Linked DNA regions of Homo sapiens: region 2 is linked to region 1. The links are chromatin loops, found by intact Hi-C in ENCODE. Cell type or tissue: OCI-LY7. All regions are shown on one strand. Each heading gives the region's core, and the rest is flanking DNA. Links, peaks and the distances in the headings are about the cores only. Region 1 has its middle 110 kb from the start of MIR320D2. Region 2 has its middle 8.9 kb from the start of MIR320D2.

Region 1 (15,647 bases), core at 4,168-9,167:
AAATAAGCAAAGAGCATGACCTCCAGTTTTTCAAGGACATTTCTGGAAGCCAAGGTTGTGAATTCATTTGCTGGATTTCTAATACCCCAGTAGGCCTTGCAAGACTCATTTACTGAAAAGCAAGGCAGAGCTTTGGGTGAGACCCTCTTAAAAATAAAAGCTACCACTTTGCAAATATGCCTTTAATTTGTGTATTTATCACAGATAAAAACCTAGTGAGTTTTTCAAAATGTGAGTTAACATTTGCAAGTATGAAACATCAAATAGCGAACTCATCAATTCAAGTATTTTTACAATTCCGTAACAGGCCATTGTTATGTTTGGACTACAGTCCTATCGGTTTATTACAACCATTACTGCCTTCCAGGAAGCAGTGATTGAGATTTGTCCAGAGGTGTGAATTGCATAAATAATACATTTTCTCCTGTGGGTTTAGTTAACCTCAATATTTGATACTTACTAGAGTAATAAACAATTATGGTTCATTGAGATAGCAATAGAACACTATGTATTGAATATATTACTTTTGTAAAGAACTACCAGCAAAAAAATGTTAATGCATTATGGTACATTAATAAAATCTTAGATTAAGTATGTCAGAACTGGAAGATCCCTTAGAGATTTTTCAGTCAAAGCCCCACAGTTGAAAGACAAGGAAATGGTGGTTCAGATCAGTGAGTTAGTCTTGGAATCAGAAGTCATCTGAATCCCTGTCCAGTAGTCATCTTAATTTGGGTTTGTGTTTTGTGTTTGTTTGTGTGTAAGGTTCAGCAAATGTATTGCCTATATGGGGTCTACATCAATTTGGTTAATGCCAAGGTTTTCTCTGAAATAAACAGTAATCTAGACAAGGCATTATTGCAAAAAATTCCCATTTTTGTTATTAAAATGTATGGATATTAACTCATGTTAGCTCTTCATCCGTGATGTATTCATATTTGTAAGAAAAAGAAATGTAATCTGGGAGAACTTCCACATTACAGCCATCTTCCACTATTTATAAACATGATTTTTCATATTTTCCTTCTCAAATTTATATTAAACTATTACATACTAAGATATTATAATAGCTATAGAGTCATTTCTATGGTTTTGTGAAGACAATTGTACAAGTTTATTTTAGGCAAACTAAGCAAGTAGGCTAACTGAAAAAAAATTGTCTTGAAAATAGAATTGCACAGCAATGACAGGAGCATTAGTCTTTTTGATGACTTCATAGAAGCTGACTGCCACAATATATCTTTCTAAACTTTCAAAGGCAGATAATATAATTGTATAATAATAGCCAATCAAACCTTTTCTCCGATTTGGATTCAACATCTACTGTAATCCTTACTAAAAATATTACATGGGCCGGGCTCGGTGGCTCACGCCTGTAATCCCAGCACTTTGGGAAGCCAAGGCAGGCAGATCACCTGAGGTCGGGAGTTCAAGACCAGCCTGACCAAGATGGAGGAGCCCCGTCTCTACTAAAAACACAAAATTAGCTGGGCATGGTGGCGCATGCCTATAATCCCAGCTACTTGAGAGGCTGAGGCAAGAGAATCGTTTGAACCGGGGAGGCAGAGGTTGCAGTGAGCCAAGATTGCGCCATTGCACTCCAGCCTGGGCAACAAGAGTGAAATTCCATCTCTCTCTCTCCCTCTCTCTCTCTCTCTCTCTCTCTCTCTCTCTGTGTGTGTATATATATATATATATATATATATATATATATATATATATATAGCATGGTGCTCAGTAAACAGAACAAGTTCCTTATCTACAACATCTGTTTCCTCTCACTTGCTCAAATGAGGTGCCTCATTGGCCCACTCAACAGATTTTATCTAGACAGAGCATAGAGGACTGCTCTGTGTCCGCTCCCTTAAAGGAGAGTAGTAAGCTATAACACCGCTTAGCTATTATGTGCAATTGGCTACTCATCAACAGAGTACCCCACCACTCATATTACCTGTGATCTGGCCACTTTTGTTTTGGTGTCCTCCTGTGGGACAAGCAATATGGGGAGCTGACAATATACTGATCATGCTTTTGCTGTCTATGTAAGTAATACACTGTCTGAATACATTTGGGCTAATGTTTTCTGTTTTTCCAGCTTAATATGTCAGGCAGCTTAACCTAGAGATGAGTGGTAAAGACCCCAAGTTCTACAGCCAGATAATCCGAGTTTACATCCCAACAGCTGTGGTTTGAATGTTCATTGCCTCCAAAACTCAAGTTGAACGTTAACTGACATTGTAACAGTGTTAAGAGTTGGGACATTGGAAAGGTCATTAGGCCATAGGGACTGTGCCCTTATGGGTGATATTAATGTTATTATAAATGGGCAAGTTTGGCTTCCTCTTTTATGCACTTGTCTTTCCACCTTCCACCATGTAATGACCCAGAAAGAAGGTCCTTGCCAGATGCTGTACCTTGACCTTGAACTTCCAGTTCTCTAGAACTTTGAGCTAATAGATTTCTGTTCATTATAAATTACCCAGTCTCACTTTTCGAAAGAAGACATACATACAGCCAACAAGCATTAATGCAAATCAAAACCATAATGAGACGCCATCTCACACCAGTCAGAATGGCTATTATTAAAAAGTCAAAAAATAACAGATGCTGATGAGGTTGCAGAGGAAAGGGGACACTTATACGCTGTTGATGACAGAGTAAATTATTTAAACCATTGTAGAAAGCAGTGTGGCAATTCCTCAAAGAGCTGAAAACAGAACTACAGTTTGACCCAGCAATCCCATTACTGGGCACATACCCGGAGGAAAATAAATCAGTCTACCAAAAAGACATATGCACTTCACTTGTATGTTCATCACAGTGCTTTTCACAATAGCAAAGACATGGAATCCACCTAAATGCCCATCAACAGTAGACTGGATGAAGAAAATGTGGTACATATACTCCACGCAATACTGTGCAGCCATGAAAAAACAAGATCATGTCCTTTGCAGGAACATGGATGGAGCTGGAGGCCATAATCCTCAGTAAACTAATGCAGGAACAGAAAACCAAATACTGTATATTCTCACTTATAAGTGGAAGCTAAATGGTAAGACCATATGGCCACAAAGATGGGAACAAGAGACACTGGGGCCTATGAGGGTGGAGGGTGAGAGGATGGAGATGAGCAGAAAAAAATAACTATTGCATACTAGGCTTAGTGCCTGAGTGATGAAATAATCTGTACAATAAATCCCTGCGACATTAATTTACCAAATAACAAACCTCCACATATACCCCTAGACCTAACATTAAAAGTTTTAAAAATAAAATAAGATAAACGAATAACCCAGTCTCACGTATTCTATTATAGCAGCACAAAATGGAGTAAGAGATAACCCTCTCAATTTTGAGCTATGTGATTTTGCCCAAGGTACAAATAACCTTTCTGTGTCTTGATTTCCTAATATTATTCATTATTATCTAAGCCTCGATGATGGTGAAAGAGCAAGTTCACTGTGTCAAATAACCAGTCCAGTAACAGCATAAAACAGGCTACCCGACTTTTTTCATTAGACATCACATATTAATTTAAGTGACTATTTTGCACTAGCCGTTATACACAATATGATGATTTTTAAGAAATGGAACCGTGAAACCACCTTATTGTAAGTACTGGAGTAAAGGACATGTGCTCAATGAGTAATATGCACAATAAGCCTTCCAAGAGTTCAGAGGGGAGAGAAACCACTTTGCTCCCGGGCCACAGTGTGAGTACAGTCTAAATATTTTCCTCATTTAAAACCTAATCACTTTTAGCAAAGCCATAGTTGTCTTCCCTAACTATTTCAGAAATAGGTCAACCATTCCTTAGTAAAGGGAAAGGAAACCAATGATTTCCAGCACCAACATTATGATGATAAATGATTCTAGAAATGCATCAGTTATCCTTTATAGTGAAAAACATTTTCAGGTACCAATATAATAATGATAAACTCATAAATTATACAGTATAAACACAATATATAAGTCGTATATTCTTGTTCGTTACGTGAAATTTACTTTCATTAAAATGTTTATTATATTCTGCTCAGAAAATACATGCTCTTTGAAAATTTTGAAGAAGAGAGGGAGCCAAGATAGCCAACTAGATGCAGCCGGAAGGAACAAATCCCACTGAGAGACAGGAACATTGGGAAGACTGGCACACTCTGAGCAGATCTTCAGAGGGAAGGCACTGAGAGTGGATGAAGGGAGGGCACAGATCCTGGACTGAAAGGGGAAAAAGTGGATGGCCCTTTCCACTCCTCCCCCAATCCAGCCTCCCACCGTGTTGGCATGTGCACACCCTGCCACTCTCACCAACACTACCAGCTCCCCAGTCCCACTGAGGCACAGGCAGCCCACTGCACCACTTCCACTGCTGCAGTGCTAATGCATGCACAGGTGCCAGGACCACACCCATACTGGTGCCCTGTCCCTGCCATGCCATGTCTGCCATGCTGCCCATACCCCACCCCCATGCGGGCACCCCTCTGTGCCACTGCATCTGCTGGCACATGTAAGTGAGCACAGATCTGGCTGGCACTGCCTGTGTGAAACACTTTGGCCAGCACATCCCCATCAAAGTGTTGTGGTCTACAGAGCAGATCACTTTGGCCTCTCCAACAAAAACAGGTTTCGAACCTCAAGAGGCAAGGAATCCAAGTTGGGGGTCTAGAACCAGCCTCCCAGAGTTAGAGCATGCCAAATCTACCAAGCAAATGGAAAACACAAAAAAGGAGGAATTGCTATTCTACTTTCAGATGAAACAGAGTTTAAAGCAACAAAAATCCAAAAAGACAAAGAAGGGCATTACATTTTGTTAAAAGATTCAATTCAACAAGAAGACTTCACCATGCTAAATATATATGCAGCCAACACAAGAGCACCGATATTCATAAAAGAAGTTCCTAGAGACCTACAAAGATACTTAGATAACCACAGAATAATGGTGGAGAACTGAAACACCACACAGAGTATTAGAGAGATCATTGAGGCAGAAAACTGACAAAGATATTCGGGACTTGAACTCCACACTTGACCAAATATACCTAAGAGACATCTACAGAACTCTCCACTCAAAAACAACAGAATATACATTCTTCTCATTTCCACGTGGCACACACTCTAAAATTGACCACACAATCAGCCATAAAACAATTTTCAGGAAATGTTTTCAAAACCAAAATCATATCAAACATACTCTCAGACCACAGTGCAATAAAAATAGAAATGAATACTAAGAATGTTTCTCAAAACCATACAATTACATGGAAATTAAGCAACCTTTTCTCTCAATGACTTTTGAGTAAACAATAAAATTAAGGCAGAAATCAAGCAATTCTTTGAAACAAATGAGAGCAAAAATACAACATACCACAATCTCTGGGACACAGCTAGAGCGGTGGTAAGAGGAAAGTTTATACTGCTAAACACTCACATCAAAAAGTTAGAAGAATCTCAAATGAACACTATCAAGGACACTTAAAAACATTATCAAGGGAGAAACAACCTTATTAAAAAGTAGGCAAAGACATGAACAGACACTTTTCAAAAGACAACATACACGTGACCAACAATTATATGAAAAAATGCTCAACATCACTAAACAGAGAAATGCAAATCAAAACCACAATGAGATACCATCTGACACCTGTCAGAATTACTGTTATTAAAAAGTCAAAAAATAACAGATGTTGGTGAGGTTGTGAAGAAAAGGAAATGCTTATACACTGCTGGTGAGAATAAAACTTAGTTCAGTCACTGTGAAAAACAGTTCAGAAATTTCTCAAATAACTTAAAACAGAACTACAGTTTGACCCAGCAATCCCAATATTGAGTATATACCTAAAGGATTATAAATCCATCTACCATAAAGATGCATGCATACATGTTTATTGCAACACTACTCACAACAGCTCAGGGAATGACATGGAATCAATCTAGATGTCCATTAATCATGAGCTGGATAAAGAAAACGAAGTACATATACAACATGGAATACTATTCAGCCATAATAAAGAATGCAATCATGTCCTTTGCAGCAACATGGATGAAGCTGGAGGCCATTATCCTATGGGAACTAATGCAGGAACAGAAAACCAAATACTAAGCTTGTTCTCACTTGTAAGTGGGGGCTAAACATTGAATACACAAGGACACAAAGAAGGAAACAATAGACCCCAGGGCCTACTTGAGGATGGAGGGTGGGAGGAGGGTGAGGATCAAAAAACTACCTATTGGGTAAGATTAATACAAGAGTTAATAAGAAATGATTTTAGGCAGATAGTAAGGGTAAATGTTCTCAGTGGAAATTTTCCTGTAATAAGAAACAACCCCCGAACCATTTCTTTTCTAACAGAAAAGGTGGCTTGAAGGGCTGGGCTGTCAAGCTTTGATATGCAAATGCAGGCCATTCGAAACTGGGTTCACCCAATATGGTGATTCCTGCCCTCTTCTTGTCACCACCTGTGCCAAGTGTGATGGCCACCTCCAGATAACACCATGTGTTCAAAACATCCTGATGACCCACATTTGCATATTAAAGGACTAAGTTGGGAGGGCCAGGTTTTTGGCAAGCTATGTGAATGACACACCTGGTCAAACCAATCCTCTGGGCCCTATGCAAACAAGACACCCCCTCCCCCAGCCTCCTGATATAATGGACTGCCTTTCTGCCACACACGGGGTTTCTCTTTGTTCCAAGTCCCCCGCTCTTGTCTCTGTGTGGGAGAGCTGTTCTCTTCTTTCTTCCTTCTTTCTTGCCTATTAAACTTTTCGCTCCTTAAAACCACTCCACGTGTGTCCATGTTGTTACTCCTATCTGCGCGAGGCCAAGGACCCTGCTGTTCCTTCAGTCATCAGAGTCATTATTTTGGTGCATGGGCCTGGAATTCATTCTTCAGAGTGGTGAGTATGGAGCGAATCTCAACCTCAAATCTGTTTTAATCTCAAGGCTGTCTTCCAGCTATCCTGTCGCAAAACTTTCTTTCTTTCCTTCTTTCTCTATCTGCAGTCTCTTACTCCCTGTGTGTTGAGTGTGTGGGAATTTTTACAGCCTAGGGAAGTAATCCCGTTAGGCAAGATCAGGAAATGCTATAGTACTGGGGAAATAGCTCAGAGAATGAATGGAAAAGGAAGTGTTTTTAATATGCAGTTTAGAAGCCCTACGGAAAACCAGGGTCAAACCTCTCAATTACTCTAAACTGTCTATAATAGATCAAAAGCCAAGTGCGAATCCTGTAGCCTTTATGGAAAGGCTGAGAGAGGCACTAATAGAACACACCTCTTTATCCCCTGATCCAGTTAAGGGACAGCTTATCCTGAAGGACAAGTTTATTACACAGGCAACTCCCAATATTAGAAGAAAACTACAGAAGCAAGCTGTAGGACCGAACAGCACTTTAGAGAACCTCCTGAAGGTGGCCACTTCGGTCTCTTATAATAGGGACCGGGAGGAGGCCCAAAAGAAAGAGAAAGCTCATGAGAAGGACAAAGGCTCTAGCAGAAGCTTTGCAGGCTTGCAAAGTCCAGGATCCCCAAGGTGCATCCGCTAGTTGCTATTCGTGTGGCTGACCAGGGCATTTTAAAAAGGAATTCCCAGGCAGCAAGATGAAGCCACCTTGACCCCGTCCAGCCTGTGGCGAAAACCACTGGAGACAGAACTGCCCCCAGAGGCGGAGGTCACTGGGTTCAGGACCAATCTCACAGATGGTACAGCAGGACCGATGTATCCCGTGGCTCAAAACTCGGCTCCAGCAACTCAAACTGCCATCATAGCACAGGAGTCCCAGGTGATTCTGGAAATTGAAGAAAGGAAAGCGGACCTCTTTCTAAACACTAGAGCCAGTCTCTCTCTTTTTTTTCTCTCTAATTCAGGTCTCTCCTCTTCCTATAGCCTGACCGTAATTGGCATCTCAGGAAAAACCCTAATCCAATATTTCTCTCCACCTTGGTTGTAGTTAGAAGGACCTATTTATACATGCTTCCAAGCCATTGTCGTGATAGCTTTATTAGTCAGAAAAGCCTCCAAGTTAACCCCAGGACATAATTGAACTGTTTACACCCCATATAATGTGGCAGGATCACAGTTCTCTGGGGGGAGCTTTTAGCTAGCAAACAGCTGGTAAAGCAAGAAGTACGTAAGGCAGGATAAGCAGTAGTCACTGTCCCCAAACATAAGCGCTCTATTAGCTGAGCTAATAGCTCTTACAAAAGCACTTAAATTAAGCAAGGGAAAGGTAACTAACATTTATACTGACTCCAAGTATGCCTTCCTGATTTTCCATGCTCATGCTGCCATTGAAAAGGAAAGGAGTTTTCTTACCACTAATGGATCTCCTATAAAATATTACCAGGAAACTAGCAGGTTATTATCCTCAGTTTTTCTTCCATGAGAAATAGCAGGGATGTATTGCAGGGAACATTGAAAGGGAACAGATGAGGTAGCCAAGGAAAATAGATGAGCTGATCAGGCATCTAAGTCAAAGGCAAGGAAGCCTCAAGGCACTAACACACTTCAAGCCCTTCTAATCTAGGAGGTCTCCATAAAAGAAATTAAACCTCAGTATTCCCCTGCAGAAATAGAATAGGCCACTTCTCAAGGGCATACTTTTTAGCCCTCAGGATGGCAAACTCTATTTGCCAGCCTCCAGCCAATGAAGGTCCTTAAAATCCTTCCCCAAGCTTTTCACTGGAGAAAGGATAAAACTTATCAATGTGCTCAGAGATTGTTTTCAGGCAGAAAACCTCCACATTGGTTAAGCATGTAACCTCTCTAGCTCACTTCCAACAAGAATGAACACAACTAGCAGAAGACCAACCCCAGGAAATAAAACCACCTTTCTTTAACCCAGGAAATTTGGTATTAGTGAAAATTCTCATCTCTCTCCTTCCATAAGCCAACCTGGGAAGGGACCTCCACTGTTCTTCTTTCAACCTTCTTGGCAGTAAACGTTACAGGAATCAACTCCTGGATACATCACACTCAATTCAAAGCCTGAAGAGCTGAGGGAGCAACCCTTGACAGCCCAGAGGAACGTCCTGAATATCAGTGTGGAGAAATAGAAGATCTTAACCTAAAAATCATAAAAGATAAGAAACTGAGTGAGGGCTACTCATCTTACTGAGTCCCACCTTTACCTCAATAGATACTTTTTGTCATTTCTGTCCTTTCCTCTCAAAATTTGCCACCAAATATTAGAACTTCTTCTTAATGCATATTTGCAGGGAGATTTAATTATTCCTAGAATCGCATTTGTAACTTTGTAAATCTCCAAAGGGAAATGTTATATCTGGGCAAGTAAAGTTTTAAATGACAATTATTTACCATGCCACTCTTGTGAAAATTGTTATAGGTCATGCTACTATTTGCAATAGAACTATGCACTGTGGCAGCACCCACAATGTGGAATTCTGTTTGTAAAATTATAATTGCTGTATAATTGCAAGCATAAAAGTTTTACTATCATTACGTTTAATAGGACTTTTTACTAAAGGTTGGTAATATAAGGCACTCTAAGCTATGAAAAGAAGGTTATAAAGAAAGAAATTTTATATAAGAAAGGATTTTGTATGGTAAATACTTGTCCTAAAAGGAAATGACTGGTTGTTTAAGGGAAAGACGTTTAGGACAAGTGAGAAAGTTTAAGGATGTTGTGAGAGGGTCTGTGAAAGTCATGAAAAACTCTAATAATTAAAGGAAAGGAACTGTCAAAATTAACGCTAAAATTATTTTAGCCAGCCAATAACGTATTTCTCCCTATCATATTGCAAGTTAAAAAGATGGCCTAAGACTAAAGTTATTCTCTAATGGCAAATCAAGGGGGAAATGTATGCTTTTCTCTAGGAAAAAGTAGCTTTTATATTAACATTTCTGGTAATGTACATTGACATCTAGTGGAGGCAAATCGGTATTGCAATCCATTGGTGTATCTAACAAGTGTCAAACTCTGTCAGTTAGGTTCTATAGGACCCCCACTAATGGTGGTAACGTTAATACTCATATTCTAACCCTATATTTTAAAACTTCTTGTAAAAATTTATCTCTTTTCACCTGGAAGCAATAAAACTCCAAATGGCGCTGCGAGCAGAGCCACACACGGGCTCCTTTTAGGCAGGAAGTAGCCAGAAAGAATCATCACCCAACACCTCCTAACAGCAGTTAGGTTTACTTCTCTTTGAGGGGGGAGTAATACAGGAGTTATTGAGAAATTATTTTAGGTAGGATAGGTTCTCAGTGGAAATTTTCCTGTAATAAGAAACAACCCCCGAACCATCTCTTTTCTAACAGAATAGGTGGCTTGAAGGGCCAGGCCGGCAAGCTTTGATATGCAAATGCCTGCCATTAGAAACTGGGTTCACCCAATATGGTGATTCCTGCCTTTTTCTTGTCACCACCTGTGCCAAGTGTGATGGCCACCTCCAGATAACACCATGTGTTCAAAGCATCATGGCCACCCACATTTGCATATTAAAGGACTAAGTTGGGTGGGCCGGGTTTTTCACGGGCTACGTGAATGACACACCTGGTCAAACCAATCCCTTGGGCCCTATGCAAACAAGACACCACCTCCTCCAGCCTCCAGATATAATGGACTGCCTTTCTGCCGCACATGGGGTTTCTTTTTGTTCCAAGCCCCCCTCCCTTGTCTCTGTACAGGGAGCTGTTCTCTTCTTTCTTCCATCCTTCTTGCCTATTAAACTTGTTGCTCCTTAAAACCACTCCACGCGTGTCCGTGTTGTTAATCCTATCAGCATGAGACCAAGGACCCTGGTGTTCCTCCAGTCATCAGAGCCAATCACTATGTTTATTATCTGGGCTACAAAATAAGTTTTACACAAAAGCCCTGTAACACACAATTTACCTATATGACAAACCTGCACCTGCACCCCTGCAATTAAAATAAAAGTTAAACATTTTGTTGGATGATACAAAAAAAATCCATAATTAGTTTTTTTTTTTTTTTAAGATGGCAGATTGGTGGCCGGGCGCGGTGGCTCACCCCTGTAATCCCAGCACTTTGGAAGGCCGAGGCAGGCGGATCACGAGGTCAGGAGATCGAGACCATCCTGGCTAACACGGTGAAACCCCGTCTCTACTAAAAATACAAAAAATTAGCCGGGCGTGGTGGCGGGCCCCTGTAGTCCCAGCTACTCGGGAGGCTGAGGCAGGAGAATGGCGTGAACCTGGGAGGTGGAGCTTGCGGCGAGCCGAGATTGCGCCACTGCACTCCAGCCTGGGCGACAGAGCGAGACTCCATCTCAAAAAAAAAAAAAAAAAAAAAAAAAGATGGCAGGTTGGAGGCAGTTTTAGTGTGGCTCTCCCACCTGGAAAGACAGAATAGTGGATAGAAATTCACACTATTTTTTCCCCCGAGAACCAACACAGGAACTTAACAGGAAAACTGAAAGAATCTACAGATCCTTTGAAAGAAGTGGCAGGCTGCAACATACTCAGTGAGACAGGCAAAACACCTGTAAATTCCCAGAGTGTGAGAAGGGGAGAGTCTGCCTCTGAGCATACATCCCCACTGGGGAATCTGAAAATTCAGACCATGGGAGAAGGCCTTAACCCTACACAGAGCTGGGATGGATTTAGGGAGCGGTGTAAAACATAAAAGTAGAAGCAGCAGCAGAAAGTGCCTTGCAGGCATTCCTATCCCTAGGGAATAGAGAACCTATTCCTGACTATATATAATAAGGAAGGTTTCCCGACTATATCTCACAGGGGCCCTCAGCGAAGACAGCCAACAAGCTCAGGAAGGGGTTGCAGAGTGAAAGAAGCTCCCAAACGAATTTTGTGATATAATCTCAAGTGGGGACCAATTCCCTTGATCAGACCCCGGGGATCAAGCAGGAAGTATGCTTCAGACTCAGAAGTATAGAAGCATTCAAACTTCAGCACAGAAGTTTGGCACCCTGCCCTGCGGGCAGACAGGGAGGAGCATGGTTTGCAAGCCGTGGTTGCTGTCTCTTGGCCTGGGGCATGTCTGAGATCTGTGCGCAGAATGCCTGGATCTAAACCAGGTGCTGTTAGAAGAGCACTACAGGAGTGAGACTGGCCTCCCCAACTGCGTGGGAGCTGGGTAAGGCTTACTGTTGCAGCCTGCTACTCCAGACTCCCTTTGCAAACTCTTCTGTGCAGCAGAGGCACTTATACCTTCCTCCAGAACATTACCCTAGTGGCCTGGGAACCACCCCCATCCTTCACAGGGGCTGTGGCCTGCCCCACTCAAAGAGAATGAGAGCTCAGACCCACCTAACCCTGCCCCTATCTGATGATATCCCTCCACCCACCCCGGTAGCTTAACACAAAAGAAATAAACTTTTAGGAGCTTTATAGCCCCACTCATCACCTGAGAAAACAGAATATTTCCTCTGGGAAACTTAGCGCAACTCAAATCCCACTGTTACTACTGTAGCTGATGCTCTTTTGCAAGTGCCACCTCCTGGCTGGAGACCAACCAACACAGGCCATTACAGCACCTCTAGGTAGAATAACACTGCACTCAAGAAGAAAATGGTTGCATGACCTCAGCTATCACCACTGCCCGCAACAGTGTGAGTAACTAGAGGTCCTCAGTCTGTCCACATGACAAGTTCACTACTATTATAACCAGCATTTGAGAAAGCCAGCACACTAAGCCTATCTACAACTAAGAAATCTCACAGAGTCTACACTGCTCCCCTGCCTCCTCCATCAGAGCAGGCGCTGGTATCCACGGCTGGGAGAACTGAACAGGTCACATCAGTGGATCTGTTGCAGATATTTCCCAGCACCAACCCAGAGTCAAGTAGCCCCATTGGGTGGCTAGACCTAGAAGAGCAATAACAATCACTGTATTCTGGCTCTCAGGAAGTCCCATTCCTACGGGAAGAGGGAGAGCACCACATTAGGGGAATGCCCCATGGGACAAAAGAATCTGAATGGCAGGCCTTGTGTCCCAGATTTTTTCATTGGTGGAAATTTTCTTACAGCAGAGACACAATTGCAGCGCTGGGCACAGTAGGGAAAGTCTGCACCTCTACCCAATAGGTAGGCAGCCTCTATGATCATGAAGGGTGTTGGAGAAGGGGTCCTTGTTCCCCGCTTGCACACCACTGCAGACACAGCTGCAGCTTCTCCCATGGGAACACAGCATAGATGCACCTATAGACAGCCTTCCTGGAACAATTCAGGGTGATTGCAGCCCCACAGGAGGAGCACTCCCCAGATTCAGGCATGCACAAGAGGCAGAGTCCCAATTCTTTCACACTTGGAACATCAATATTCCTGCAGATGAAAAGAGGCGCCTGTCTGATCTCAATAGCTGGAACACTGGGACAGCAGTGAGGCCAGGAAGTGGATAGCTTTCCTGCTGGCCTGGCAGGGGACCTGATGTAGCTCCTACCCTTTACTCTGATAAAACCTCAGCACATCTAATAGAGAGCTCCCTCAGCCATCTTCATCAAGCCTGGACCTCTGCACACCTTTGGTATTACGTCTATCCATCTGCTTTAGCTACAACTGGTGCCTACCCAGGGATACCTCCCCTACGATCCTGAAGCCTACATAATCAACTCACTAAATAAAATACTGAAGAAAAATAAAGTGTACAACACAAGAGAATGAGATAGGCTTCAAGAGATCTCTGACATTCCAACCCCATAAGAGACAATGAACTTGCCCACACACCAAGTACATAACTACTGCAACCAGCATCTGGGAAAGTCAGTGCACAAAGACTCTCTATAACTAAGGAACTCATACAGCGTCTTCACCCCTAAAAGCAGCAAGAATCAAATTTGGGTATAGTAAACTGTAAACATTAAAGCCAGATCCTTAGGAGGGAAAAATGAAATTAAAAAAGAACACAGTCAAATCAAAAATAAATTCAAGAACTACTTGAATAAATAGTCCACCTAAATGAGAAGGAATCAGAAAATTAATTCTGCTAATATAACAAAACAAGGTTCTATAACACCCCCAATGGATCATACTGGCTCCTCAGCAATGGATTCAAACCTGTGAAATGCCAGATTCAGAAGGTTGATTATTAAGATACTCAAGAAGATACCAAAGAAAGATAAAAACCAACATAAATAAAGTAATAAAGTCAGGATATTAATGAAAAATTTTCCAGGGAGACAGATATCATAAAGAAAAACCAACCAATCAGAACATCTAGAAATAAACAATACACTTAGGAAAATACAAAATGCAGTGGAAAGTTTCAACAATACAATAGAACCAATAGAAGAAGGAATTTCAGAGCTTGAAGACAAGCTTTTGAACTAACCCAATCAGACAAAGATAAAAAAAAAAGAATCAAAAGAAATGAACAAAGTCTCCAAGAAATATGAGATTATTTTAAATGGCCAAATCTAAGAATAACTGGTGTTCCTGAGGGAAAAGAGAAGTCTAAAAGTTTGGAAAACATATTTGAGGGAATAATTGAGAAAATTTTCCCTGGTATTGCTAGAGATCTGGATATCCAAATACAAGAAACTCAACAAACTCCTGGGAAATTTATTGCAAAAAGATTACTAACAAGGTACATGGTCATCAGGCTGTTTAAAGTCAACATGAAGGAAAGAATTTTAACAGTTGTGAAACAAAAACACCAGGTAATCTATTAAAAAAAAAAAAAACCTATCAGACTAACAGCAGATTTCTCAACAGGAACCTTACAAGCAAGAAGAGATTAGGGTCCTATCATTAGTCTCTTTAAACAACTTGATTTTCAGCCACAACTTTTGTATCCAGCAAAACTAAGCTTCATAAATGAGGGAGAGTTAAAGTCTTTTTCAGACAAACAAATGCCGAGGGAATTTTCCACTACAAAACCAGCCACTACAAAAAATGTTATAAAGGAGTTATAAATCTTGAAACAAAACTTCAAAATACACCAGCATAGAGCCTCTTTAAAGCATAAATCTTATGGGGCCTAGAGCCTCTTTAAAGCATAAATCTTATGGGGCCTATAAAACAATAACACAATAAAAAAAAAAACTACAAGGTATTCAGGCAACAAATAGCATAAGGAATAGAACAGTACCTCACATCTCAATACTAATGCTGAATGTAAATGACCTACATGCTCCACTTTAAAGATACAGAATAGACAAATCGATAAGAAAAACAACAACCAAATATCTACTGTCTTCAAAAGATTCATCTAACACATAAGGACTCGTATAAACTTAACGTAAAGGGATGAAAAAAGATATTCCACACGAATGGAAACCAAAAATGAGCAGGAATAGCTCTATTCTTATAACAGAGAAAACAGACTTTAAAGCAACAACAGTAAGATGAACAACAGTAAGATGAAGAATTATATAATGATAAAAGGTTCAGTCCAACAAGAAGATATGATAATCCTAAATTTATATGCACACTGGCACTCCCAGATTTATAAAACAATTTCTACCAGATCTAAGAAATGAGATAGATAGCAACACGGTAATAGTGGGGGGCTTCAATATTCCACTGACAGTACTAGACAGACCATCAAGACAGAAAGTCAACAAAGCTACAATGGTCTTAAACTATACCCCAGAAGAAATGGATTTAACAGATATTTACAGCACATTCTACCCAACAACTGTAGAATATACATTCTTCTCATGAGCACATGGAACATTCTCCAAGATAGACCATATGATAGGCCACAAAACAA
Region 2 (15,647 bases), core at 3,545-8,544, 98 kb before region 1:
CATCCTTCAGTGCTGTATTAGTCCATTTTCACACTGCTATAAAGAACTGCCTGAGACTATAAAGGAAAGAGGTTTAATTGACTCACAGTTCAGCATGGTTGGGGATGCCTCAGGAAACTTACAATCATGACAGAAGGTGAAGGGGAAGCAAGGCACCTTCTTCACAAGGTGGCAGGAAGGAGAATGAACAAAGGAGGACATGCCAAACTCTTATAAAACCATCAGATCTAATGAGAACTCACTCACTATCACAAACAGTATTGTGGAAACCACCCCCATGGTTCAGTTACTTCCACCTGGTCTCTTCCTTGACATGGGGATTACATAGGGATTACAATTTAACGTGAGATTTGAGTGGGGACTGATAGGGTTTGGCTGTGCCCTACCCAAATCCCATCTTGAATTATAGCTCCCATAATTCCCATGTATCATGGGATGAACCCAGTGGGAGGTAATTGAATCATGGGGGCAAGACTTTCCCATGCTGTTCTTGTGATGGTGAATGTCTTATGAAATCTGATGGTTTTATAAAGGGGAGTTCCCCTGCACATGCTCTCTTTCCTGCTGCCATGTAGGAAGTCCCTTTGCTCTTCCTTCATCTTCCACCATGATTGTGAGTCCTCCCCAGCCATGTGAGTCCATTAAACCTCTTTCTTTTATCAATTACCCAGTTTCAGGTATATCTTTATTAGCAGCGTGAGAACGGATTCATACAGGGACACAGCTGAACCATATTAAGTGCTAAGACCATCACACCTTCCTGTGAGGCAGTGACTTCTAGAGCTGCACATTGGAATCACCTAGGAAGCCAGGGCCACTCCCAGAGATCCTGAATTGCCAGCTTGGGTGGGGCATAGAGCCAATAAAAGCCCCTTGGGAAAACTGGCCTCCTATCTTGTCTGCACAGTCCCTGTACAGGGTTCCTGACCTGTGGTAAGTAAAGAATGTCACTTTCTAACAGGCCTAGGAGCCCCTTGTTATCTTGGGATCTCAAGAGGAGAGGAATTTACTCAACTCATAGGTATTTGAGGGTACAAACCCATGACTGTGCTCAGCTTTAAAAAAACTCTTATCTGAGATTCCTTTTATGGAACAAAGTTCCATCAAAGCCAATTTTAAAGGCCTATATAAAAACAATTATTCTTGCTGCACTTTACACAAATAATCAGGCCAAGTATAATAAAGCAAATCAGTCTTACTATGATTTGTCTTTCATAAAAATGGGATACTGGAGAGAGAAAAATATGTTTCAAAAACTATGATATACCTGTTACTCAATTATAGTCTCATCAGTTGTTTTTGAGTTTTTTTCTGCAAGTTAGACTAACTCTGCTTATTCCTGTGAACCAACCAGTGATCTCTGGCTGCTGATCAGAAGAAACAAGAGGGATGGTTAATGTAATAATCTGGATCAGTATTCTAATTCTGGGCATGTATTGGAATGTATAGCATGTATAGCAATTCCATATCAGCTTGGTTCCAACAGCTGCCCAGTTCATGGAAAGCCTTCTTATTGAGTTTACTTGGGATGGATTTACTTTTTTTTACTTTACTGTTGTGGAATATATTTGCTGTTGTACTCTTTGTGTAGGAATGATGGATAAGCTTACTCAACGTTTTCTTAAACTGAACACTTACTAATCTTCCAGATATTACCTTTTGTTGGAGTTACAAATGGCCTTCACCATACTGACAGTTTCTGACTGAGCTCCTCTCTACCCTGAATACAAGAGACCCTAATAGTTAGGTAGGAATATCATTGTCTTTATTCAGCCTGAAGAAGTTACAGAAGATGGACCTTCCTCCCTCTACAAACCTTAGGATTAAGCGTTCCCTTGTATAAGGGAGGGGGGAAATGTCAGAGGTGTTTGAACCAGAGTGACTCCATCTTGAATAGGGACTGGGTAAAGTGAGGCTGAGACCTACTGGGCTGCATTCCCAGGATGTTAGGCATTCTAAGTCACAGGATGAGATAGGAGGTCGGCACAAGATACAGGTCATAAACGTCTTGCTGATAAAATAGGCTGCAGAAAGGAGCCAGCCAAAAGCCACCAAAACCAAGATGGCAACGAGAGTGACCTCTGGTCGTCCTCACTGCTCGTTATATGCTAATTATAATGCATTAGAATGCTAAAAGACACTCCTACCAGCACCATGACAATTTACAAATGCCATGGCAATGTCAGGAAGTTACCCTATATGGTCTAAAAAAGGGAGGAACCCTAAGTTCCCCGAATTACCCACCCCTCTCCCAGAAAACTCATGAATAATCCACCCCTAGTTCGGCATATAAACAAGAAATAACCATAAAATAGACAACCAGAAGCTCTTGGGGCTGCTCTGTCTATGGAGTAGCCATTCTTTTATTCCTTTACTTTCTTAATAAACTTGCTCTCACTTGAAAAAAAAAATGTGTTCAAAGCCCCGCAGGTTATTTATTTATTTATTTATTTATTTATTTATTTATTTTTTGAGACTGAGTCTCGCTCTGTCGCCCAGGCTGGAGTGCAGTGGCGTGATCTTGGCTCACTGCAAGCTCCGCCTCCTGGGTTCACACCATTCTCCTGCCTCAGCCTCCCGAGTAGCTGGGCTACAGGCACCCACCACCACGCCCGGCTAATTTTTTTGTATTTTTAGTAGAGGCAGGGTTTCACCGTGTTAGCCAGGATGGTCTCGATCTCCTGACCTCGTGATCTGCCCACCTCGGCCTCCCAAAGTGCTGGGATTACAGGTGTGAGCCACCGCACCCGGCTTCTCCCAGGTAATTTTAATGCATAATCAGAGTTTAGAATTCATTTCAACTCACAGTGGCAGAACTCATTCTTATCTTGTTGATCCTATTTTTTTCCTCAAGTTTGACTGAGGTTTAATTGGCAAGAACAAAACTGGAAACGTCACACCTTCTGATTTCAAAATATCTTATAAATATTTACAGTAATTAAAACAATATCATGCTAGCATAAAGACAGACATATAGACCACTGGAACAGTATAGAGAGCACAGAAATAATCCATGCATGTACAATATGCTCAACTGATTTTCTACAAGGCTGCCAAGAACACACAATGGGAATGGACATTCTCTTCAACAACTGGGGTTGGGAAAACTGGATATCCACATAGAAAATAATGAATTTGGACCCATATCTTACACCACACATAAAAATCAACTCAAAATGGATAAAAGAATTAAATGCAAGACCTGAAACGTTAATACTAGATGAAAACATAGGGGAAAAGCTTCTTGTTGATACTCCCAATTTAATCAGTCTCTATTTAAGTGAACTGCTAGACCAAGTGAAGTGCTTCAAATCTTCTATCGAACGTACTGACAAGTACCTTCAGGAAATTTACAACAAATAGGTTACCATCTGAAAATAGCAATAACAGCAGAAGTTTGTGTAAGGTACTCTTCCAAGCACTCTACAAGTACGAACTCATATACTTCACACAGTAACACTATTATAATTTTCATTTTACTGATGAAAACACTGAAGCACAGAGAGATTAAATTATTCACAGTCACACAGCCTGCAGGTGGCTAGGCAGAAATTTGAACTCCAGCCGGTCACTAGGCAATACTGCCCCATAGTAGACTGAGTGCCCACTTTTGCTCCCCTGAAGTGAGTTATTTGCTTTTGGAAAATCAGTTCAGTTTGTTCCCGAAGCTGCGTATGCCTGTTGTATTATAATTACATAATTTAGTCAAATATTATGTAAATACCCACTAGAAAAAAAAGATGAGTGGAAAAAGAAAAAAGTTGCTGTACTATGACAGCTGAGATAATTGCTTTGGAAGGGAACTCACTAAAACAACTGCTGTCAAATTAAGTATGAGTGGGGCAACGATTGTTTGTGAAAAATCATTAAAATGTTTGATTCTGTGACCTGATTCCTTTGCAAGTACTTTAATTTAAGTTCTTGTTCCAGCTAAAATAAACTGACACAAAATCAGAAGTAAAACTTTATGGGTGAGGTTATGCAAGAAAGAAGTAGGAAAGTATACTCAATAGACCTCAAAAATATCAAAAGATGAGGAAGTATGTATATTTAAATATTTAAAATGTTTAAATGAAGATTGAACCACTTAAATGTGTACCTGATTTTTTGTAATTCCCCAATGTAATCAATTTTTTGTTTTTTTCTTTTTTGAGACGGAGTCTCGCTCTGTCTCCCAGGCTGGAGTGCAGTGGCACAATCTCGGCTCACTGCAACCTCCACCTCCCAGGTTCAAGTGATTCTCCTGCCTCAGCCTCCTGAGTAGCTGGGATTACAGGCATGTGCCACCATGCCTGGCTAATTTTGTATTTTCAGTAGAGACGGGGTTTCACCATGTTGGTCAGGCTGGTCTGGAACTCCTAACCTTGTGATTCACCCGCCTCGGCCTCCCAAAGTGCTGGGATTACAGGCGTGACCTACCGCTCCTGGCCGTAATCCATTTTTTAAATGAACTGACCAACCACTAGCACATAGTAGGAGAGGTCTAAAGAACTAGAATATTCTTTATTGTTTGATGTTATAATTGTCTATTTACAAGTCTGTTTCTCTCACCTCATTATAAGTGCCTTGCGTCCAAGAACTTTGTTGTATTCATTGTTTTATGTTCAGGCCTAAAGTGGTGCCTGGCATAGAGTAGAAACTCAACAAATGTTTGTTAAAATTAAATGAGATCCTGTGTGTGGATGTACTTTGAAGCTTTGAACTGCTGTGGAACTGTGGGAAGTGCTTTGAATGGACACACACATTAGTATGTCATCATTTCTGCAAGTAGAAACTCAGTAATACAGCCACTTCCAGGGTCAATCAGCAATGCCAGTAAAACCTGATGGTTAACAGAGTGAGTTCTAGAATAGAGAGACCTACTTTTGAATCTTGGCTTCACAACTAATTAGCTGGATGACCTTGGGCAAGATATGTAAATGCTGTGCACCTCAGTTTCCCCATGTGTGAAGTAGAGACTATTACAGAGATACCTACCTCAAAACATCTAAATGTCCATCAGTTGGGTGTTGATATGGAATAAGCTCCAAGTTATATTATTAGGTGAAAAAGTAAGTGGTGAAAAATGCTTACAATATGATCCCATTATTGTTTAAGAAGAAGGGGAAAGACAAAGAATATCAATATCAGCTTACATATGCACAAAGAGTTTCCAGAGGAAGATGAAAGAAATTGTTAAAAGTGATTATATCTGTGGAGTGATGCCAGAGAGCAGTTAAAATTTAAAGAGGTGAAGGAGGCAATGCACAAGAGGTTTGCTAGCAAAAATTTCTGTTGCATAAAAAAAGAACAGGAAGATCCGTAGCAGTCAGCTTGGATTAGCATGCTGCCAGAGCTCTAAGGTTAGAAGCAAAACCAAGATAAGCCTTACATCAGGGATGTCAAATCCAGACCATGCAGTCACTTCTTCCTCCAAAACACCTGAATCAGGACATTCTTCACCATGGAGCCTGGACAAGGCCTCAGAAACCTTCTTAAGTCAGTGCTCCAGGCGACCACTAAAAGTTGACAGAAATTGGACAAAGGAATAAAAGCTATTTCCCATCCAGCATTACAGCAACAAAATGAGTTGAGAAGATTCTATAAAGAAAAGGGTACTTGGGCTACGATTACCGAGCCTAAAAGGAGAATAGCTGGGAGGTGAATTAACAATGGCTCCAAAGAAAATGTGAGACTTTTAAATGGAAGGTAGTAGATGAACAGTACTAAAATATTTGCTTCGCAGTATCTTCAGGTCTGTTATTCCAAAGAAACCAAAAGAGTTACAGCCCTAGTCTTTACTGTCTGAAATTAAAATCTCCACAGGATACTCATTATAATGAATATGCTCACTTAATAAACCTGGCATTTCTATAACACTTTTATAATCAACACATTTTCAAACCAATCATGATTGGCAGCTTGGCTTCACTTTGCTCTCACCATCCTCTGAGCTAAGTAGTGCAAATGTTGTTAGATTTTATCATGTTGATAAACATCCCTTGGTTGCTGAGCAGTTGAGGGGCTTGCTGGGATCACACAACAGGCCAGTAGTGATATGGGACTACGACCCAGGGTTCCTGACAACCTGGATCTCTTTCCTTGAATGTCAATTCAAATGGAAGCAGACTTACTGGTGAGCTAAGTTGGTGGAGCAAAGAGCTAGGGTTAAGTAGGTTATTACAGCGAAGGTGACCCATTTTATATGCATATGGTGCGGGACAGGTGAGCCCCAAAATTGGGGCTTAGCTGGCTAGCGTTCTTGGTTTTGGCCAGGAAAGAATTCTTGGGCGAGTCAGTGGTGTTAAACAGTAAATTTTATTGAACTGTATTGCTCCTTGCAGAGCAGGGCTAATTCATATGCAGTGTGCCCAGAGTGGGCAGGATATGGGATGTTGTCAACTTCAGTTATATCCACTTATACCCACTTTTAATTATATGCAAATTAAGGGGTGGGTTAATGCAAAATGAAGGGATGGGTTATTTAGAACTTTCTTACAGGTCATTGCCATGGAAACAGAAGGTTACTTTCGGGTCGTTGCCATGGCATTTCTAAACTGTTATGGCGCTGGTGGGAGTGTCTTATGCTAATGATCAGCAAGGGCAAATAGAGGTTGCCTTCGGTGCCACCTACTGGTGCGTGCCGTTTTTTTTTTTAACTTTAGTTGGGCGCCACCTGCTGGTTCTTGACTTTTTTTTTTTTTTCAGCTTGTCGGGACCAGGAAATGTCTTACTGGTCTATCACCTCATGTAGGTTGACGGGTTCTGGGGATCGGCTAGATATGTTACCAGTTGATTGGGCACCAACTATGAGGGAGGCAATACTGAGCACTTTGTATTTATTGTCTCACTGAAGCTTCCTATTGCTCAGGCAAAAAAAAAAAACCACACAGTGAAGTTTCCTCAATTCCACTCTTCCATACCCCACATCTAGTCTGTCAGAAAATCCTGTCGGCTCTCCTATCATAATGTACCCAGAATACGCCCACTTTTCACCACCTTCAATGCTATTCCTCATCATCTCTCACCCAAATAATGACAATCACTTCCTCTCTAGTCTCCTTCCTTCCCCCTTTCCCAGCTCCAGTTTATTCTCAACACAGCAGCCAGAGAGATCCTTTGAAAACTCAGAACATATCATGTCACTATCTGGCTCAAAACTCTGTCATGGTTCCCAGTTTCACTCAGAGTAAAAGGCAGTGTCTTGACAGTAGCCTATAAGGCCTCCATGACCCACCATCCTGCTCTCTGTGCAATTCCTTCCCTCTTCCTGGCCTTTGCACGCTCTGTACTCTCTCACTGGAATGCTGTTCTCCAAGAATCTGTCTGGCTTTTCCCCTCACCCCATTCAGGCCTCTGCTCAAATACCACCTGACCAGAGAAGGCATCCATGACCACCCTATTTAAAATGACTTCTCCTCCCTACCCCAGTCCTTGCTAACTCTTCCTGGTTTTTTTCATAACACTGATCCCCATCTGATACACTAAATCTTTTTTTTTTTTTTTGCATATTGTGCATTTTGTATGTCTCATTACAGGAATGTAGCTCTGTGAAGAAACTACTGTATTTTTAGCACCCAGAACAGTACCTGATACCAAGAAGTTTCTCAAGAGGCATTTGCTGATTAATTTCTGAAAAGAGTTTTGTGAAATGGGTACCATTATTATTCCCATTTTACAGATGAAGAAATGTCATAGCGTTTCAGTGGTTTAGTTAGGGTTACTCATCTAGTAAGAGGTGAGTCAGGTCTCCCTGCCTCTGTAGAGATAAAATTCATTCTCTCTCTCTCTCTCTCTCCTTCCTCCTTTACACATCCGAAAACACATATACACATGCTTACGTGAACATTCTGCAACATTCTGCAAATATTCTCAGTGTCACTGTAACTAAATTTTTAGAAAAAAATAGCAAAGGACTAACTGGAATGAGCTCCATCAGCAGGAGGAAAAGAAGCAAAAAACTCAAGCAAAAATAATATGACTGAGGAGGAAAACTAGTATTCAATGCAAAACATTAAGGAGGTTTTTGTGGGTGGAAGCAATCTTGTTCATCTACTTGTGGCAGGATATTTCGAAGAAGTATTATTGTGGGGTTTGTTCTCTGTTACAAAGTAATCAGAATGAGAGGTAGTTTTCTTCCTATTTCCTCAAGGCCTCACTCTCAGAAGGGCCCTGTGCTTGGTTTAAAGCCCTGCTGTCATTGTCTTGAAATTGTGAATAATTTTATCTTTGATTTTGTGGTTTGTAAGTGAAATCTAATGGGACAACAGAACATTTGTGTTAACACACAACATATGCCAGGTGGTAGTATGCACATAGCAGTTCATGCAATGCACTATGCACACCCAGGGTAGTCCAGGGTACTGCAGGTTCTTGAAAGAATAGCTGTGGCCAGGATCTAGGTCAAGACTGGTGGAGTCAATAGTGGTGGAAACAGCAGAAGCTACAGTTGTCATGGCAGTGGCTGCAGCCCCAAAAAAGAGGGGGTGCTCCATATGGGGCCAGCACTGGGACCAAGGTGGACATTCACTTACCTGTCCATCCCCAAAGCCCATCCCTCTGCCATCTACACGAATAGCTACTCTCTGACTTGAATTTTGGGACAGGTAACTGCCTGTTTTTAGGCAATAAAGTTTGTCAGCAAATTACTATAAAACAAGTATAAAATGCATTGTACATTGCAATAAACATATCAGAGAGTTATTTGGAGTTTTCAAAGAGTTTAGAATTTCTGGGTTTGAAACCTGTTGCAGCCTTGCAAAGGAAATATCCACAGGCTTAGAAAAGAATTAATTTTAAAGATTATCCTATTCAACAGAAAATAAATATTTTCATATAAAGCTTCGGATGAACCAAATATTAAAGATGAAGACAATTTGAAAATTAACATTTCCTTGTAATTGAAGATAGAGTGGTGGAATGCATAAACAAGCATTTTGAATGGTTTATAAATGATGAAGTCACTTTTGGTTAATTATATAACCTCCACGAGTTGCAGGAAATGTCAAATAAACATTAAAATACCATTGTTTACATTTACATTTAAAGTTAAATTCTGACTTACATGAAACTGACTTGTATGAAGAGTTATATCTTTTTAGAAAAATTGTTTCATGAGAATCATCAGCTCTAGATGTAATAAAATTTATATTTTAAAATAATTTGTTAAAACCTTACCCCAATGTTGTCCTTCTCTAGAAATACTCTTGACAGCATCAGTTACAGTTGCATGAGCAGAAAAATCCTTCTCAATATTAAAACATATCAAAGGGGATTTGCAATCTTACATTTGTCACCAGTAACTGATGGTACTTTCAATTATATTGACTAAAAACAAGGTTGCTGTAAGTATACGTTTTGGTGATATTATAAATTAATTTGCAGAAAAGTGAGCCAGAAGAATCTTGTGCTCAATCAAGATGTCACATTAATGAAATGTCATTATTCACTGTATATATAAAATTATGGCACTGATTTATAAAATTATGAAACAAATATTATTCTTTGCATTTCTAAAGATTATGCCATTACTCATGTGTCACTATTACCCCTATTAAGTTTCATAAGTAATAAAATATTTCTAAAGGGAGAAGTTTCATAGTTTCGTACCTTTAACATCACTTTTTTCTGATTCTTGAACAAGGGACCCTGAATTTTCATTTTGCACCAAGCGTCAAAAATTATGTAGCTGGTCCTGCTTCAGGATTATATCATTCTCTCTGCCACCTACCCTACCACTCCACCACACACACACACACAGCTAATCAAACAAGCTTTTCCTTATTTTATATATTATTTGATTGAGGCACAGCTTTATCCAGGCACTAATCACCTCATTTATGTTAAGATGCTGTAAGTTAATAGGAAACATATTCTTCATCCCAAATAATACATGTATTTTAATAGAGGTTTGCGCTGACAACCTTGAAAGGATGTTGTTTCATCCTGGTCTGTAGTTCCCCGCAAAGGTTCTGACATAGAACTGACATTTGATAAATATCTGTTAAATTAAGTGTATGGTAAGTGATTCTGGAACTCCCTAGCAGGCTATTAGTAGTGCTGTTCTCAGTCAAGGGCACATTTCTTGGTTGTTACACGAAAAATGAATGTATGAACCATATGCAGATCTTTGCTCCACTTTGTCCCCAAAGTGTAATTGGTATCTAACCTCAGCTTTCCTGTGCAGGCTAGAGCCTAGTAAATGAGATAAGTTGGGCTCCGAGCCCAAGAACACCTTACCACAAGTAAGAGATGGCCTTCATTTTGAAACAAAGCACACACATGCCCCTGAATTTCAAAGCAAGGTGCCCCAGTCTCCAGGATGAAAGGGATGAATCTACTGTCAGCTTCTAACTAACTTCTTTGTTCCTTCATGTTTTATTTTCCTAACAAGGGTCAGTCCCTCTGGTTCTTACTGTCACTATCATTCCAGGCTCACTCACTAAAACTCCACTGTGGGTTTTGACAAGAATCCATTTTGTAGAGCTGAGCAGGGTAGCATTTATTCAAGAGTTTTAATGCATGCTATGAGGATATAAAAATTAAATTGACATAAAACACAAATAGAGAGAAAAATAAGATTTTCAAAGTACAAATTTCCAATTTTAAGAGTGTTAGTAAATGAATCCAGCTGACTAGGTCCCCAATCATCTGACTAAAAATTTATCTTCCTCCTACTATACATAATGAGCCTCTTTCTCTCCCAGCAGCATGTCTACCTCTTGGCTTTTATGTACTATATTGTCCCTCACCTTGAGACTCTCATTCCAACTCTTACCACCAAAGATTTGCCAAACCCTCAGGTGACCCTCAGTCCTTTCTAGAGCTAAGGATGAGCTAAATTATTGACTTGGATGCAAAACACTACTACTTTACAAATCATTGTTGGACTGAGTGTTTACCCCAGTTTTAAAGTTCATTCTATCACACAGAAACAATTGATTTTATTAAAGCCAGTTTGCTTTTTGCAAAATTGTGTAACAGCTGTTTCAACATAAAGCACTTGAAGCACAAATATTAGATAAGCACATGTACAGAAGGGAATGGGGTGTCAGAAATAAAATGATTTAGATATGGTACTTAAGGAATATTGAAGTATGATAAAATAAATCCTTGTTATGAATCATTTCTGAGACCCATAGAGATAGATTTGTGCCTATGATATGCCATATCTCACACTTTGTTGCGTCTCCCATAGAGCCCAGCACCTAGCATATTCTCTTTAATACTGGAGTGCTCAGTAAAGGTCCGGTAAGTGATTGACTGGTTGTTGCTCTTGCAAAAGAAAACAATTCATTTTCTGATGAGCTTTGTATTTAAGATCCAAATCAGACAAGCTAGTTTATTTTTCTTCAAAAATGGTGATTATTTACTCTGTTGCAAATAAATATAGAATGCCATGTCATCGAGAAAACATTTCTGAATCTACGGACACACAGTCAAAAGAAATACATAAGAAGAAAGAATACACTGAAAAGATATCTCCCTTTTCTGAGTTTAATAAATGACCATTTTAACAAAAGCTTGTGAGACGAAATTGCTTTATGAATGAGACATTTTATGTCAAGTTCCAGCCAGTAGCTGACAACACTTTCAGTGCAATGTTAACAATTTGAAATATATTGAAATAATTTTATAAATTAATAATGTAGCTATGAAAAGCTCAACCTCATAATCATTCTCCTCTGGAAACACTCCATTCCATCTTATTTTTATAAGCACTTTATATGGAAATATGATACGTTGCTCCTGTTAAGCAAACTACTTTAGGAGGCAAAAAATTGATTTATTGAATAATTAGCATGCAGATAGAGAAAAGCTATGTGCCTTGCAGAAGATCTAAAATTGTTATTGGGAGCAAAGTGATAGTCATATTTTTTTAAACTGTATCAGCGATTGCAGATGCCAGGCACATTCGCAATAACAGTACAATTTAGTCACGGATTAGATATGGACATGGTGTTAGCATTTTAGTGTGAGAATAATTTTGGTAATATAAATGTGAGCAAACCTTTGAGGATTTAGAAAGGCCAGATAAGGCATAAAGTATATCCTGGCCGTGGCAGCGTAACAGGGTCATTGTAGGAAGAGGATATATAATGTAGATTATTCATGACCTCAGAGAAGACAGCGACACACAGAAGACTCTTACTAATAAAAATAGAGATGATGTTGCATACATTTATGAAATTCCCAGAGAGTAGCAAGTATGATATTGGACATATTAAAAGGTCAAGTGCTTCTCTCTCAGCACTAAGAAAGAAATATCAGAATGTCCCTAAAGATAGATAAAGCATAAAGCAGTGAGTTTTAATAAAAGTTGTGGTTGGCAGACAATGGAAATTAATGACCAACTAAGTTAGTGATCAAATTGGCATGTCTGCAATAACCACAAACAAACTTTATCTCTCTGTCAAAGGAAAACAAACAGGAAACTCAAGAGGTTTGAGATAACAGCCAAATTATTCTTTGCTTATACCTTCCTTCAGGATAGCCATGAGGGAAAAAATGTGAAAATGTGACAATAAGCTGAAGTTTTAGATATGAAAGGAGATAATTATCTCAAAGTGCTTTGTAGGTAATAAACAGCTGCATGAAAGATGGTAATGATAGTAATACAACCTTGTGACTTCCAAAGTGCCTTCAGATTCCTGCTTTTATTTGAGCTAGGTGTTTTCACATATCTATTATTTCCCATGATACTCAATGTATTAATCATTTCCAGGGGAAATAGAGATTCCAAGAGCATAAGTGACCTGTCTATGATTAGGCAAGGCAGTAAGTGAGTGAAACTGGGAGTCAAATTCAGGTGCCCAGATTCCCTGTCCAGAACAATGGCTATTAGGCCTCTATATGGTTCTTGATCAATCCGTCTCTCTTCTCACTGAGAAGGTCCCCAGTTGCTCAAGGTGGAGGCCATTCCATGTTAATATTCTGCCTAAAATATAGACACTGGCTTGAGACACCATTGTTATATACTCTTGTAACTAGTCATTCTTTCCCATTTAATTATTTTTTGAACTTATCCCAAATAGTCAAAATCCTTTTTATCCTTTTCTCACAAGAACAATTACCTGGTAACATTGATTAAATTCTGGCTTGAAAATCCCGCATTATTTTCAACCAATGCAACAAACAGTAACTACTTGACTTATGAGGCAATGTATAGTACCTAATGTTTCTTCCTGTGAGGATTCAGAGCTACTCAAGGTAGAAAAAAAAAAGCAAATTAAAATGCTTCTAAAAAGAGATATTGACTTTATTAAGCATATTCCATGTTGAATAGAACTGCAACTTTAATAACAACTGCTAGCCAGGTCATTCCTTTAAGTAATTTAAGTGCATCTAATTCTTCAACTTAAATTTTGCTATCGTGTAATTTTCCAGTTTACACATTCCGTGTTCAACTTAGTAAGAAATATTTGCTATATGCACAAAGGAAAAGAGGTAAATTATTATTTCGAGGCTTCTTGGTATGCCATTCAAGTTTGAAAATATGCTGGATAACACACACAAAAACAACTCTCTTAGTAGCTGAAGGAAGTGTCAGGCATATAGAAATATATTTCCTATCCCTGCTGAGAGAAAGAGAGCCAGCAAAACTTCAGGATTTCCCACAGGTTGGTCTTGGCATTCACAAATAGCCTGAAGATGTTCAAGTGACAAGTAAGTTAAAAGGGAAATTCTTTCTCCTCCCCAACTGAGAGACAGAAAGCTTAACTTCTTGAAAGTTTGCTTACAAGTTAACAAATTAAATGTTTAGAATACCAAATGTAATTCATTGGACCCCACTCCCACGCCTTGATATGAATACAAAACAACTCCGTTAAATATGGCACAGAGAAAAGAGATGAAACCGGAGGCATAGTTTATCAGATCTTCTGGGGGAAAGAAAAAAGGAACAAAAGATGGAAAATAAGCCTGAATGATGTCTTGTGGTGTACGCTATAAAACTGTGACAAACATTCCAAAATGCTTGTGTCATATCCTAAAAGGTCATTTAAATGTCACCCTGTGCTCAAGGTGAAGGTACTGGCTTCTATCCCCAAATGGGCCAATAGACTTTTGCTCACATTTCAAGTCTCTAACTGTGCCTCTAACCCCAAGTGAGCCTCTTGCAAAAGTGGCTAGAGAGGCTGAGTGAGACTGTGAAAGAAATACTATGAAAGAAGCAATGAGCAGCATGAGTTATCAGCCAATTTACCAAATTACTATGGTGGAATGGAGGCTGCAGAAAATTGATAGCCTCGAGTTCTGGCCTTTAATATCTTAGAAATAAGCTGGAGGAGTTAACATAGTTTGAAACAATAAGGGTGAAACCTCAAAAAGACTCTTGACATAATTGGATTTCAGAAAAGAAAAAGTTTGAGGCATACCAGACTTGTTAAGAAAATCTACATGGAGGATATGAGTACTGAACTGCATCTTAAAGGCAGGATAGATTTAACTGGAAAGAGAATAACTGTATTCATGTCTTGAGTGCTTATTCTGTGCCAGGCATTGGGTTAGGTCTTTTTACATACATTATCTAATTGACTTCTTACCTTGGAGAGGCCTTATTGCCCCCATATTGTAAATCAAGAAGCAGAAGCTTAGGAAGATTAACTGACTTTTCCAAGGTCAGACAGCTGGTAACTGACTTTGGAAGAATATCATGATCATAACCTTACAAGATCTTGCACAGCTAGCCCCTGCTTGTCTCTCCAGTCTCATCTCACAGCACTCACCTGCTCATTTAACACACTCTAACTATAAATGAACCACTCATCACAGGATGTTCAGATCTTGGGTTCCTTCTGCTTGCATAAATCCTTCTTTACCTGCAGCATGTCTGTGCATCTAGTATATATTTTAAAGTTACTTCTTCAAAAAGGCAATCCCTGAATTAATCAAAACGAAGTTCCTGATTAGACTCACTGATAGACATACTATTAATGGCACTTATCATAGTTTATGTCTAAATAATTATACACCTGTTCTATTAGTCAGTGTTCTTCAGGCTGTCAGGCTGGAGATTCAGATGAGAGTTGGTGTTGGGAACTTGAGTCCAAACCCCACAGGCTAAAAACACAGGCAGGATGTCTGCTGCAGTCTTGAGAACTTCTTCTTTGGGAGACCGCAGTCTTTGTGTCTTAAGGTCTTCAACTGATTATATGAGGCCCATCCACATTATGGAGGGTAATCTACTTTCCCCAAAGTACTACAACAGTTACATGTTGACCATATATTTAAAAAATGCCTTTATAACAACATCTCGACTGGTGTTTGACCAATCAACTGGGCACAGTAGCCTACCCAAGTTGACACATGCAGTTAGCCATCACACATGCCTATTTAAGGTTTATTTTCCCTGCTTAACTACAAGCTCCATAGGGATAGAGACCTAAATCATTTTTGTTTCTTCATGACTGTATCCACAGTTCCTAGAATAGCATCTGTCATATAATAAATGGTCAAAAATTACCGTTGAAGGAAAGAAATAACTGGCAGATATTACTGACTGGTTGACCTAGCATTGGCAGACAATTGACAATAAGAATTAATAAATCAATATAGGACAGTAAGCATTTCTACCCACTCAGATTTAATTCATTTAATCAACCGTTATGAATAACTTCTATCAGCATGGAATTATTCTAGGTATAGAGGGGATACCAAAATGAATATAA

Evidence for each region. Hi-C counts contacts between places; a loop is a spot of excess contacts. Peaks named below come from ENCODE experiments on the same cell type or tissue, not always from the same donor. Only the 100,000 strongest peaks of a DNase experiment are listed, where the experiment ranks them.
Region 2: a loop joins it to region 1, with 4 times the contacts of the local background. A loop is called at or near these places in 2 of 110 quality-filtered maps.

What each region holds. Positions count from the first base shown.
Region 1 is chrX:140,812,381-140,828,027 of GRCh38, reverse strand. No RefSeq gene overlaps it. Among named protein-coding and RNA genes, the nearest start is that of MIR320D2, 110 kb to the left of the region's middle. In OCI-LY7, for the core only: no CTCF peak of the experiment used is centred there; DNase peaks (open chromatin) are centred at 4,937, 5,617 and 6,507; H3K4me3 peaks cover 4,787 bases; H3K27ac peaks cover 3,571 bases.
Region 2 is chrX:140,909,549-140,925,195 of GRCh38, reverse strand. No RefSeq gene overlaps it. Among named protein-coding and RNA genes, the nearest start is that of MIR320D2, 8.9 kb to the left of the region's middle. In OCI-LY7, for the core only: CTCF peaks have their summits at 6,431 and 6,635 (motif pointing left); a DNase peak (open chromatin) is centred at 6,595.